Linked DNA regions of Mus musculus: all the other regions are linked to region 1. The links are chromatin contacts, found by POLR2A ChIA-PET in ENCODE. All regions are on one chromosome and are shown on one strand. The core of a region is the stretch at or near the end of the contact, and the rest is flanking DNA. Distances in the headings are between cores, read along the strand shown. Region 1 holds the start of Rpl10 (ribosomal protein L10). Region 2 holds the start of Irak1 (interleukin-1 receptor-associated kinase 1). Region 3 holds the start of Ikbkg (inhibitor of kappaB kinase gamma).

What was found. ChIA-PET counts read pairs that join two places held with the same protein, here RNA polymerase II (POLR2A).
Region 2: POLR2A ChIA-PET joins it to region 1 with 14 read pairs in embryonic stem cell. The contact joins the promoter of Irak1 here to the promoter of Rpl10 in region 1. POLR2A ChIA-PET finds 5 or more read pairs at or near these places in 4 of 5 experiments (Patski and embryonic stem cell).
Region 3: POLR2A ChIA-PET joins it to region 1 with 52 read pairs in embryonic stem cell. The contact joins the promoter of Ikbkg here to the promoter of Rpl10 in region 1. POLR2A ChIA-PET finds 5 or more read pairs at or near these places in 4 of 5 experiments (Patski and embryonic stem cell).

What each region holds. Positions count from the first base shown.
Region 1 is chrX:74,268,897-74,272,438 of GRCm38, forward strand. It overlaps Rpl10 (ribosomal protein L10), which reads left to right and starts at 1,920. Exons shown (of 7, transcript NM_052835.3): 1 at 1,920-1,978; 2 at 2,083-2,128; 3 at 2,764-2,822; 4 at 2,904-3,011; 5 at 3,283-3,421. The coding sequence starts at 2,106.
Region 2 is chrX:74,022,258-74,025,799 of GRCm38, forward strand. It overlaps Irak1 (interleukin-1 receptor-associated kinase 1), which reads right to left and starts at 1,664. Exons shown (of 15, transcript NM_001177973.1): 1 at 1,353-1,664; 2 at 1,109-1,276; 3 at 809-940; 4 at 592-695; 5 at 216-407. The coding sequence starts at 1,488. Mir5132 (microRNA 5132) reads right to left here and starts at 1,341; the gene lies at 1,271-1,341. It overlaps Mir718 (microRNA 718), which reads right to left and starts at 1,679; the gene lies at 1,592-1,679.
Region 3 is chrX:74,427,849-74,431,390 of GRCm38, forward strand. Ikbkg (inhibitor of kappaB kinase gamma) reads left to right here and starts at 1,833. Exons shown (of 10, transcript NM_010547.2): 1 at 1,833-1,973. G6pdx (glucose-6-phosphate dehydrogenase X-linked) reads right to left here and starts at 1,032. Exons shown (of 13, transcript NM_008062.3): 1 at 975-1,032; 2 at 204-331. The coding sequence starts at 323.

The DNA.
Region 1 (3,542 bases), core at 670-3,169:
CATTTATACACATAAAGTAAATACATGTAAGGGCTGAAGAGATGGGTTAGCTGTAAGAGAACTAGTTCTTGCAGAGGATCTGAGATTGATTCCTAGTACCCACAGGGAGGCTCACAACTGTCAGTAACTCCGGTTCTAGGGGATCTGACACCCTCTTCTGGCTTCTGCCAGCTTCAGAAATGTATGCTGTACACTTGCATGCTTGCATGCAAAACACTCATACGAATATAAATGCATGGCTGGCTGTGGTGGCACAGGTCTTAGATCTGCACACATAGGTATGTGGATCTCTGTTTGCTGAAGGCCATCCTGATCTACATAAGTGAGTTTCAGGTCACCGGGGCTGACACACTCAGATCCTGTCTGAAGAAATAAATGTTTAATTGAAAAGGTGGTCAAAGCCGGGCGTGGTGGCACACACCTTTAATCCCAGCACTTGGGAGGCAGAGGCAGTCGGATTTCTGAGTTCCAGGCCAGCCTGGTCTACAGAGTTCCAGGACAGTCAAGACTACACAGAGAAACCCTTTCTCAACAAACAAACAAACAAAATGAAGAAAAATGTGGTACATTTGCAAAATGGAGAAACCCTGTCTTGAAAAACCAAAAAGAAAGATAAGAAAAGGTGGTCAAAATATATAGACTATTCTCATTTATCTCTCTCCAGCTAAAGAAACAGCCACCTCCACAACTGCACAAATACCAATCAGGTGGAGAGGACTGGCAGGACAGAACTGTTTTCAGAGGATAGATATCAATTTGTGAAGCCTCCAGGAACTGGATAAGTGTCACAGGGAAGCTATTTGGCAGAAGCAATCTAGTAGCTCTGGTTTGTGGCTGGGAATCTTAAATGTGCTGGAACAAGCTGGGCACATGTAACCAGGGAGCGGCACCATGGGATGTTGGGAGGGAAGGCCCTTGGTCCCTATACTTTTGTTCCTATCATGTCTCCCTAAGTGACACAAGAGGCACAAATTCATAGAGTCTGAGTGACTGATGATGCTCAGACACGTGCTCCTAGATCAGAACAGTGTTCCCGTTCTGGTGCCTCCCTAGATTGTAACCTTATATGGGAGAGTAGTTAGTGGTTAGCTGCCAATCCTTCTAGACACACCCAGATGTACATTTTGAATTCTTCATAGTGAAAAGAAGAGGTGTGCTACACCTAGTTTTTCTCTCGGAATCTGGGGCAAAGGAACTCCGACTCTCCTACTAGGGCGTGGCCCACAGCACCGCGACCCTCCTGGGGCTAGTAGGAAGTAATGATATCGCCATCGTCTTTGCCCAGTCTCCAGTCTCCCTAAGAACACGTCTTTTCCTGAGAATTAGAGTGGGGCGGGCCCAACTAGCGAGGAGGACAGTGAGCGCCTAACGGAGATTTTTTTCCTCTAAGGGAGATTTTAATTGGTCTCCTGAAAGCAATCAAGCACCTATCATGGTGCTCTTTGTTGGCTCTTAGACGTCAGCTTTGTGGGTGGGTCTCCAACCTCCCGGGTGACAAAGGAACTTCGGAGTCCCTACCATGGAACGTTCGCGCCATTTCCTGTAGCCTTGAGGAAGGCCTGAACCAGCACTCTAGAGCCCTGTAAGCAAAGGAACACCTCCGTGACGGTCCAGTTCCACTGAGAAAGACTCCCCTTTTCAAGTCTTAGAATATTGGCAATCATACGTAATAGCAAAACCTGTCAATGGCTCTCCGCCCAATATGGCCAGGCGGAAGCTGGTTTCTCTTGCCTATGTGTCGAAATCCCATTCGCCAGCATGCAGTTCCCTATTCCGGTATCCAGTCACCAATAAGCTCTGTGCTTCGTTCGGTCCCGCCTGGTACACATGCGCAGAGCAGCGCTGCATCTATGATCTTAGCGTCTGATAGAGCGTCGACACCACCCCCTGGCTGTAACTCTATGGTTGTTACAGTGGAAGATAGGCCGCCTATATAAGGCGTGAGCAGGCGTGGGAGCGTCTCTTTTCCTCTGGCGCGGTGAGTGAGTTCGGTCACGGTTTTTTACGATGGTCTCGTAATTTTTCTTTGGGATTTTTTTTACACTTATTCTGTGTCTGTATTCTTTGACTGTTTCATTACAGCCACCGACGATCCTATTGTCATCATGGGCCGCCGCCCCGCCCGGTGGTGAGTGCTGAACCCATGCAATCTTCCTACTGTGAAAACTGAGGGAAAAATGCATTTCTTTCGAAAGACTTTTTTTTTATGGGTGGACTCTCTGCCACTTAGAGACCCTGAAGTAAAGACTGACTTCGGGTTTTCTTTAATACTTTACTGGGACCTTTATTTTGAGGCTGTGGGTGGCGTTACCCAATACTAAAGCGCTTGGGTAGAACTAGCATGTCCGTGTGCATCCAATCCTCTGCGTCGCAAATGAGCCTTTTTACAACGCCTACCAGGCCTTCTTGGTCACTTTTGCGTCCGTCTTTTATTTCCGGCCTTGAGCTTTGTGGTTTTTAACAGGACACCAAGGGCTGACCAGTCCGTAGGCGCCGCCTAAACGCGTGTCCTGAAGAGGACGCCATATTCTCTTAACGTGGCTAAGGCGGGTCTTCTGTCACATGCTAGGAAAATTGTGATATCTCACCCAACTCTGGTTAGAGGGTGATGCTAGTGCATGATTCTTTTTCTGTTTTATAATTTGTGTAATTGTTTAACAACAAGTTGCCTTAGAATCAGTTACCCTGAATGGAAACTGGATTCAGAGCTGGTTTAGTCCTGTTGTCACCATTAATCACACCTGAGTTTCCTTCCTTCTATAGTTACCGGTATTGTAAGAACAAGCCATACCCAAAGTCTCGTTTCTGCCGTGGTGTCCCTGGTAAGTAGTGACAAACTTCGAACTGGATCGGTGTTTGTCTATTCCCCACTTCTCGAGAACTTTAAACCACGTGTTTTTCAGATGCTAAGATCCGAATCTTTGATTTGGGACGGAAGAAAGCAAAAGTTGATGAATTCCCACTTTGTGGCCATATGGTGTCAGATGAATATGAGCAACTCTCTTCTGAAGGTGAGACAGCTCCCATTTGTTAATTGGCTCTTTTTTTTTTTTTTTTTGGTTTTTCGAGACGGTTTCTCTGTAGCCTTGGCTGTCCTGGAACTCACTTTGTAGACCAGGCTGGCCTCAAACTCAGAAATCCACCTCCCAAGTGCTGGGATTAAAGGCATGGACCACCATGCCCGGTGTGTTAATTGGCATTTCTTGTGTACTTGTGGATTATATATTATAATTTATTCAATGTCCTGACACCCTGTTTCACTGCTGTTATTTCCCCATTCAGCACTGGAGGCTGCCCGTATTTGTGCCAACAAATACATGGTAAAGAGTTGTGGCAAGGATGGCTTTCATATCCGAGTGAGGCTCCACCCTTTCCATGTCATCCGTATCAACAAGATGTTGTCCTGTGCTGGGGCTGACAGGTAAGCTGGTGTTTTATTTGGTTTTGAGACAGGGTTTCTCTGTATCCCTGGCTGTCCGGGAACTTAATGTACACCAGGCATATCTGAGATCTGCCTGCCTCTGCCTCCCAAGTGATTAAAA
Region 2 (3,542 bases), core at 414-2,913, 250 kb before region 1:
CCAGGCATGGTGGGGTAAGAGGTAGGGAAAGTAGGTGACATGAGCCAAGCTTGCCAGTTGTTTCCAGGCCCAAATCTATGGAAGGCTTGGGGTCCTTGAAGGAATTGCTTGGGGAGGCTGGAGACTGCAGAAGTGAGGGGCTGATGGAGGGAGGAACTAGACAAATAAGGACTGATAGATTGTCTTCCAGGTGTCTACCCCAATGTTACACCTACCTCCTTCAGTCTCTTCACAGCATATGTAGTATTTCTCATGACTGCTCGGTACACACATCCAAAACCACCCTCTCCAATCCTGAGTTCTTCAGAGAAGTTGCAGGTGCCTTGGGAAATCTCACAGAAGGGCCAGCAAAACGGGGAGGGATGGGCTCTTTGGAGGCCAGACACTGGGCTCTCTGGGCTTGACTGCTGGAAGAGACCATGGACCAGGCGAGGACCCTATCTATTCCCTTTGGTCCAGGTTGAAAGCTCCCTTCAACACTAGTTGTCTCTCAGATGACCTGGCTGTGCTGATTTGGGCTCTGTGGTACACCAAAGGTTAAGTTTCTTCCTCTTTGTCTGGAAAATTCCCTGGGGGTTAAGAGACACCTACCTTGGTGGAGGAAGGGGCTGAAGATGGTAGTGGTGGCCCGAGGGAAACAGGGAGTGGAACCTGGAGGAGCTCTGACTCAGAATGGGTCTGGGAGCCTGGAAAAGCTTCATAAAGATGGCAGTGAGAGGCAGAGACCAGCAGCAGTCTACAGCCATGTCAGCAGTCATGGTGGCCTTTTCCTCAGGCATATCAAGCCCAACACCCGGGTTCTTTTTACCTGGGGAGAGGAAGGTGGAGGCAGAGGACTGCAATTTCCGGGGGCTCCAGTCCCCGGCCTCAGAGCCTGCAGAGATGCTGCTGGGCCTTGGGGCAGCGGTGCTTGGGGGCACAACGGGGGCAGGAGGGTGCCCTGGGATAACAAGGAAGGAAAGGAGGGTTGTGACTCAGAGCTCTCTATCTCTAAGTGAAGGGGTGGGGGGGGGGGAGTTCCCATATGGTTCCCTGTCTCAGGAAACTCTGTACCCGTCACCCCTCTTGGGTTCCCATCCCTAGGGTCCCTGGGGCTATGCTCGCTCACAGGCTGTGATGATGTCCCTCGCACGCAGCAGCTGCAGGTGCGTGAGGATGTGAACGAGGTCAGCTACGCGCGCGTTGCGGTTGATCCAGGGCCACAGAACACTGGCTGTGCGCTGCTCGGAGCGCTCGCACAGCCGCAGCTCTGTCTGGTCGCGCACGATCAAGGCCGCTGCGGGATGGGGAACATCAGGCTTCAGCTCCAGAAGCCTGAGTCCACCACCCCACGCCGGCCTGCCGTCACCCACCGAACTGGCACCAGTCGGCGGGCTCCAGGGCGTCCATCACTTTGTAGAAGCGGCACATAACCCAGGGTGGCACCTCGTACAAGAAGTGCTGGGCGCCTGGAACCACAGGCTCCCCGGGGCCCGGCCCCCCGGCCATGGCCGCCGCCGCCGCCCCCGGGCCGAGGCCTCTCGGGGCCTCGGCGGGCGCGGGCCTTAGCGGGCCGGGTCCGCGGACACTGACTCACTTCCCCTTCAGGCCGGCCTCGTGCGACACCCGGCCGGGCGGAAGAGGCGGCGCTCGACCCGCCGCCATCTTGCCCTCCGCGGCCTTCCGCCACACGGGGGCGTCCCGCGCCGCCCTTGACGCGGGGAAGGAGCTCTGCTACGTAGGAGGGAGTCCCTAATGGGAGAACCGAGGTCTGTGGTCCTACACAAACATCTGAATAGGGCTGAACAGGATGAAGAATGACTTCCAGTTCTAGAGACAAAGGGCACGATGTTTTTACACGATGTTCTACAAAGGCAGTTTATGCCAAGCCTGGTGAAAGTCACGGAGAGGCTACCCTCGCTTTAGTTGGGGAGCAGTTTGAGAGCCAGCCAAATTGTTGGTCAGTCAGGGTTAAATATGGGTAACAAAATGGCCCTCTGGCAGACTGTAGTCATTTGGTGATAAGGATGGATGCCCTGAGAATGGTCTGGAAGAGTGTATACCATGCTACTGCTTGTGTGCTAGATCTCCATGCCCCCACCACGCCCCCAGGAACCTTCCAGCAGCTGGGCCAGCAAGTGTTAGATCACAGAATCTGCCTGTGCAGGATTCTAATTAGCTTTCCAACTAACACATTTATGTCTCTTAACATACACATGGTGTTCGGCTCTAAATGTCCCTTTCCTTTTTCTGTCACACTTTTATCTTAGTTTGCACTTCTCTCCATAAGGATAGTAGGGTCTAGCAGCTTCTCCTACCCCTTTCTAGAGTAGTTGTTGGTGATACCACCTGTTGTGACCTTTAGCCACATGAATGAGTGTCTCTTGCCTATTCCTCTACTGTTCTCCATTCAGGGTTTTCTTTGGCCTTTTTGGTCACTATGACACACATCTCAGCGCACACTACTTTCTCATTATGCTCTCTGAAGTCCTCTTCATATGAGTGCACTACTCTTAGCATTAGCCATTGCCACTCACCTGCACAGACTGTATGGCTTGGATAGTGCTCCCTGCTCAGGTGGTCTTCCTCAAGTACAAATCACTAAAGCCCAGCTCTTTAAAAGAGCTGTTAGGAAGATGGCATAGCCAGCCTCTGTCCACCCACCTGAACTTATATACACCAACAGCCTTAAGCCAGATAGAACTCTTTAGATGTTGGGCTTGGTGGTACACCCCTTTAATTCCTGCACCCAGAAAACAAAGGCAAGTGAATCTCTGTGAATTTGAGGTTAGCATGGTTTAAGTTCCAGGTCAGCCAGGGATACAAAGTGCAACCCTACCTCAGATCAAGACCAAACCTGAAAAAAACAAACAAACAAAAAACAAAACAAACAAAAAACCCAAACCCTGTTTAGTAGGTGTCCTGAAAAGAACTTATTCTGTTCTGAAATTGAGTTTGCATATACACCCCTGCTGTAGCCATTCCTGATAAGATTGAACATAAACAGCTGTGGGGAAAACTTCCTAAACCCAGCTCCTCTCTTGAACACACCTTGAGCTTGCTGGAGTTCTGTACCTCTAAACTTTTCTCACTTCTCACTGCCCAGGGATGATCCACAGGCAGCAACTTGGTATTCCTTGTTTGGCCAGCTGAAAGCATGCTTGTAAAGCGGCAGCTTTCTTCTCCTGACCAGTTTCCCCAACAAACACTTTTTGTCATATCAATCCTAACTACAAAGGGTTCTCTCTCACTAGCCTGACCTCTAAGGAACTTATAGTATGTCTTCAGAAAGGTCTACACAAGATCCATGGCTGGCTCCCACTGGGGCCTCTTCTTTGAAGCCACAGTAATTGTGGCCACTCTCAAGATGAGGTCAAACTAGATGTGGTGGTGCATACCTGTAATCCCAGAACTCTAGAATCAGAGGTAGGAAGATAACTAAAATTTCAAGGGCAGCTTGGTTTACAATGCATAGTTCCAGGTCAGCCAGAGCTACACAGTGAGACCTTATTATAAAACAAAGCTTGGCATGGTGGCTCATATCTGTAATTCCAGCACTTGGG
Region 3 (3,542 bases), core at 583-3,082, 160 kb after region 1:
ATGTGACACAAGTACATGTATATCAGGTACTGCTGTGATGATCAGGACACACAGGTGGAGTATATGCCATAGAGTTCAACCTAGTAGAACTTGTGGGTACCTCAGCAGTTCCGTCAATTGGGAAAGTTGAGATAGAGAGAGAGAAGTGCCTTGCACAAGGCTATATTTCATCTTTTAGACTCGGGGCCTGAAGGGAGACTCACCGATGCACCCATGATGATAAATATGTGTGTATCAGCTTGGTGGAAGGCATCACCCTGGTACAACTCTTCCCTCAGGATCCCACACACCTGGGTCCGGCTCAGGGCCACCTGCTCTGCCATGATGTTTTCTGGTGGAAGAAAAGACTCATTGATATGGTAGGAGAACGAAAGAGCATTGACAACTTAACCTTATCCAAGGGTCTTTTGGGTTCTCACCAGGCTGGTGACGATTACTAAAACCACTGGCCGGGAATGCTCTGTGTGTGTGTGTGTGTGTACGCGCGCGCGCGCGCGCGCGCGCGAGCATACATGCATTCGGAGATTCAGAAACTGCTGCCTCTGAGCTCCAGCCATAACCTCCAAAGTTGCCTTCGCTAGGGGCTGTACATTACGAAAGTACTAAAGCTTTAATATAATTCACCTAGGACATCCACTGTGGGCAGCTAGATAAAATCTGGTTACGGCATCACACTCTGTATATGGGACCATCGTATCGTACTCGGGTGTCTGCCAGAAACTCCACAATGAACTGAGCACGTTTGATTGTGCAGATGATGGAGTTCAGCTCCGGCTCTCTTCTGGCCCAGTTGGGTGATCCCCGAAAGTCCCTTCTCTTCTAAAGGTCTAGTCCTCATGGGCCCAATGCGGGGAAAGTGCGGGATACAAAGGGATGGGTTAAAAACTTGTAGATTAGCGCGCATCAAAGGGACTCGCGGCGTACAAGCGTGAAGCATGTCCCTCCACCGACATGCCATCAGACCACCCCTTTACCTGAGTTTAGTTGCCGCTGCCAAACACGTTCACAGATCTGTAGCGCACAGCCAGTTTCCGGGGGCTAAGCTTCGCTGGCCCATTTAACGCAAGAGGGCGTGTGCTTTGACTGAGCTGACCCGCCTCAGGAGAGGCAGGAGGGGAGGAGCTTCGGGCTAGTCTATCATTGCAGGAGGAGATGCGCGCGCATCCCTGGCCAGCCCCGCCCTTTGGCCTTCCCCGATGCCGCTGCCCCTACAATTTCGAGATCGCAAAGTCTTGTCATAAGTGCAGCTCCACACAGTTCTCCTGGGTCCCCGTCTCCTGTGTCACCCAGCCATTATGTATGGCCTAGCTTTCCGCTGGACCTTCGAGGCCCTGCACCTTCCCGGATGACCCCACTTCCGTTAGCAGCATAGCCACGCCTTCCCTAGCTGCTAGTTTGGCTTCGGAGCTGGACTTTCGCAGCTTCCTCTAGGCTTTTTCCTTGGTGGGGGCCCAGCGGCAGAGAGCCCAGTAGCAGGACCAGACTGAAACTTGGGTGTTTTAGTGCGGATGCGGTGCCTTGAAAATGGGGTAGGGGCGAGTGTGGGCGTGGTGACGCACTACTTTAATCCTAGCAGACGGGAAAAAAGAGGCAGGTAGATCTCTGAGTTCGAGACCCTGGTCTTATGGGACCCTGTCTCAAAAAAAAAGTGTGTGTATAAGTGTGTGATGTTTATCAGTGAGGAGAGCTCTGGTGTTCTGCTGGCCGACGCAGGCTGGCGATCTAAGACTTTTCTTTGGAACAGAGTATGGCACTTTGGGGTTTTGATTCACTGGTTAATCTCCAAGCCTTTGAGTCTGTGTTTTACTTCCGGATCCCGCACTTACGACACCGGAAGCCGGAAGTGGAGTTTTCCACTGCAGAGAAGGGAAGGGTGACCGCCTGACTAGGACTTTCTAGGAGCTCCGGTTCTGTCGGAGCGGTCGGATCCCTCTGCTCCTGCCCTCTTCACTTCTGGCCGACTCTGCTGACAGGTGTGGTCCTCTTCTCCAAAGACAGGGCTCCATCGGTGGCTGTTTCGTAGCTTCCGAGACTCCAGAGGTCCACACCCTTCCCCCCACCTTAGGCCCAGTTTGTTCTGCCGCAAGCTTCTAATTATTCGCTACCCAGATTATTTAGGCTAGTCGGATTGAATCTGCCCTTCCCTTCACTGCAGCTGTCGCCTAAGGGCTTGGCCCCTAGTGCTAGAACTCTTTAGGTAGCAGACATTTTCTGTTGATCAAACTGTTTCTGAAACACGTTTTGCACTGTAGGCCAGGTAGACCTCGAACTCAAAGTTCTGCCTCAGCCTTTCGAGTGCTAGAGCAACAGGTGTTCGCCATCAGGCTAGGCTGTTTATCAAACTTGAGTGCATTTGAAGTCTTTAAAAAGTTTTCACGTGTACCTTCACAACTAAAGGTCTTACCTTCTGCACCTCAGTTTACTTTGCAAATGATTCATAGTAATCTGTTTGCCTGTCCTCATAACATTTATCTGACCTGAGAAGGAATGTGTTGTCTTGGCATTTCCTAGGAAAAAGGAAGGACCAGAGAGGGCAAGGGAGAATAGTTGGTGGAGAGGAAGGAAGGGAGTATAGGTGGTATAGGATCTTGTAGGCTGTTGTATGGACTTTGCTTTTTAACACTAGGAGAAATGGAAACTCTGAAAGAGTTCATGGTAGAGAAGAGAAGTAGTTTGAGTTATTTTTGAGGTAATTGGCCCCAGTGGGGCCAATTAACTGCAAAGGGCCATTGAAAAGGCAAAGCATGGTGACCCGTAAAGAGATTATTGCAGTAATGCAGGTGAAAGATGATAGCGCTGTCAGCCTTGAATTACTGAAAAAATTTAAAATGTACAAAAGTAGAAATAATAATATAGTAAATTCCATGTACACATTTCTTAGCTGTGACTATCAGCTCATAGTTAACTTTAATCCACACCCCATTACAATCCTTTACCATGATTATTTTCTTTTCTACAGAAGATGTTATTTTATGTGTATAGGTGCTTTGCTATGCTTTCCTAGTGCCCAAGGGAGTCAGAAGAAGGTTTCAGATCCCCTTGGATTGGAGTTACAGATGTTTGTGAGCCACATCTGCAACAACAAGTGCTCTTAATCCCTGAACCATTATCTCTCTTGCTCCACCCATTGCGATTTTCAATAACAGCTTTCTTGAGACATAATTGGCATGCTACAAAAATTACTATTTGTGTGTGTGCCCCCCACATGCATGCATGATGTATGATTTGTACAGGGAGCACAGGTGCCATGGCTAGAATGTGTAGAGCTCAGAGGACAACATTGAGTCAGCTATCTTCTTTCCACCTTTATATGTTCTCATGTCTCCAGGCTTGCATAGCAAGGGCCTTTATCCACTGAGCTGTCTCCCTTGCCCATACTTCAATATTTTTTTAAACAGTCTCTTCTAGATCCCTTCCCTTTGAGTTTCTAATCCCCTGGAGCTGGAGTTACAAAAGGTTGTGAGTTGCCCAACATGGGTGCTGGGAACTGAACTTGGGCTCTCTGGAAGAGCACTGAGTGCTCCTAATAGCTGAGACATCTC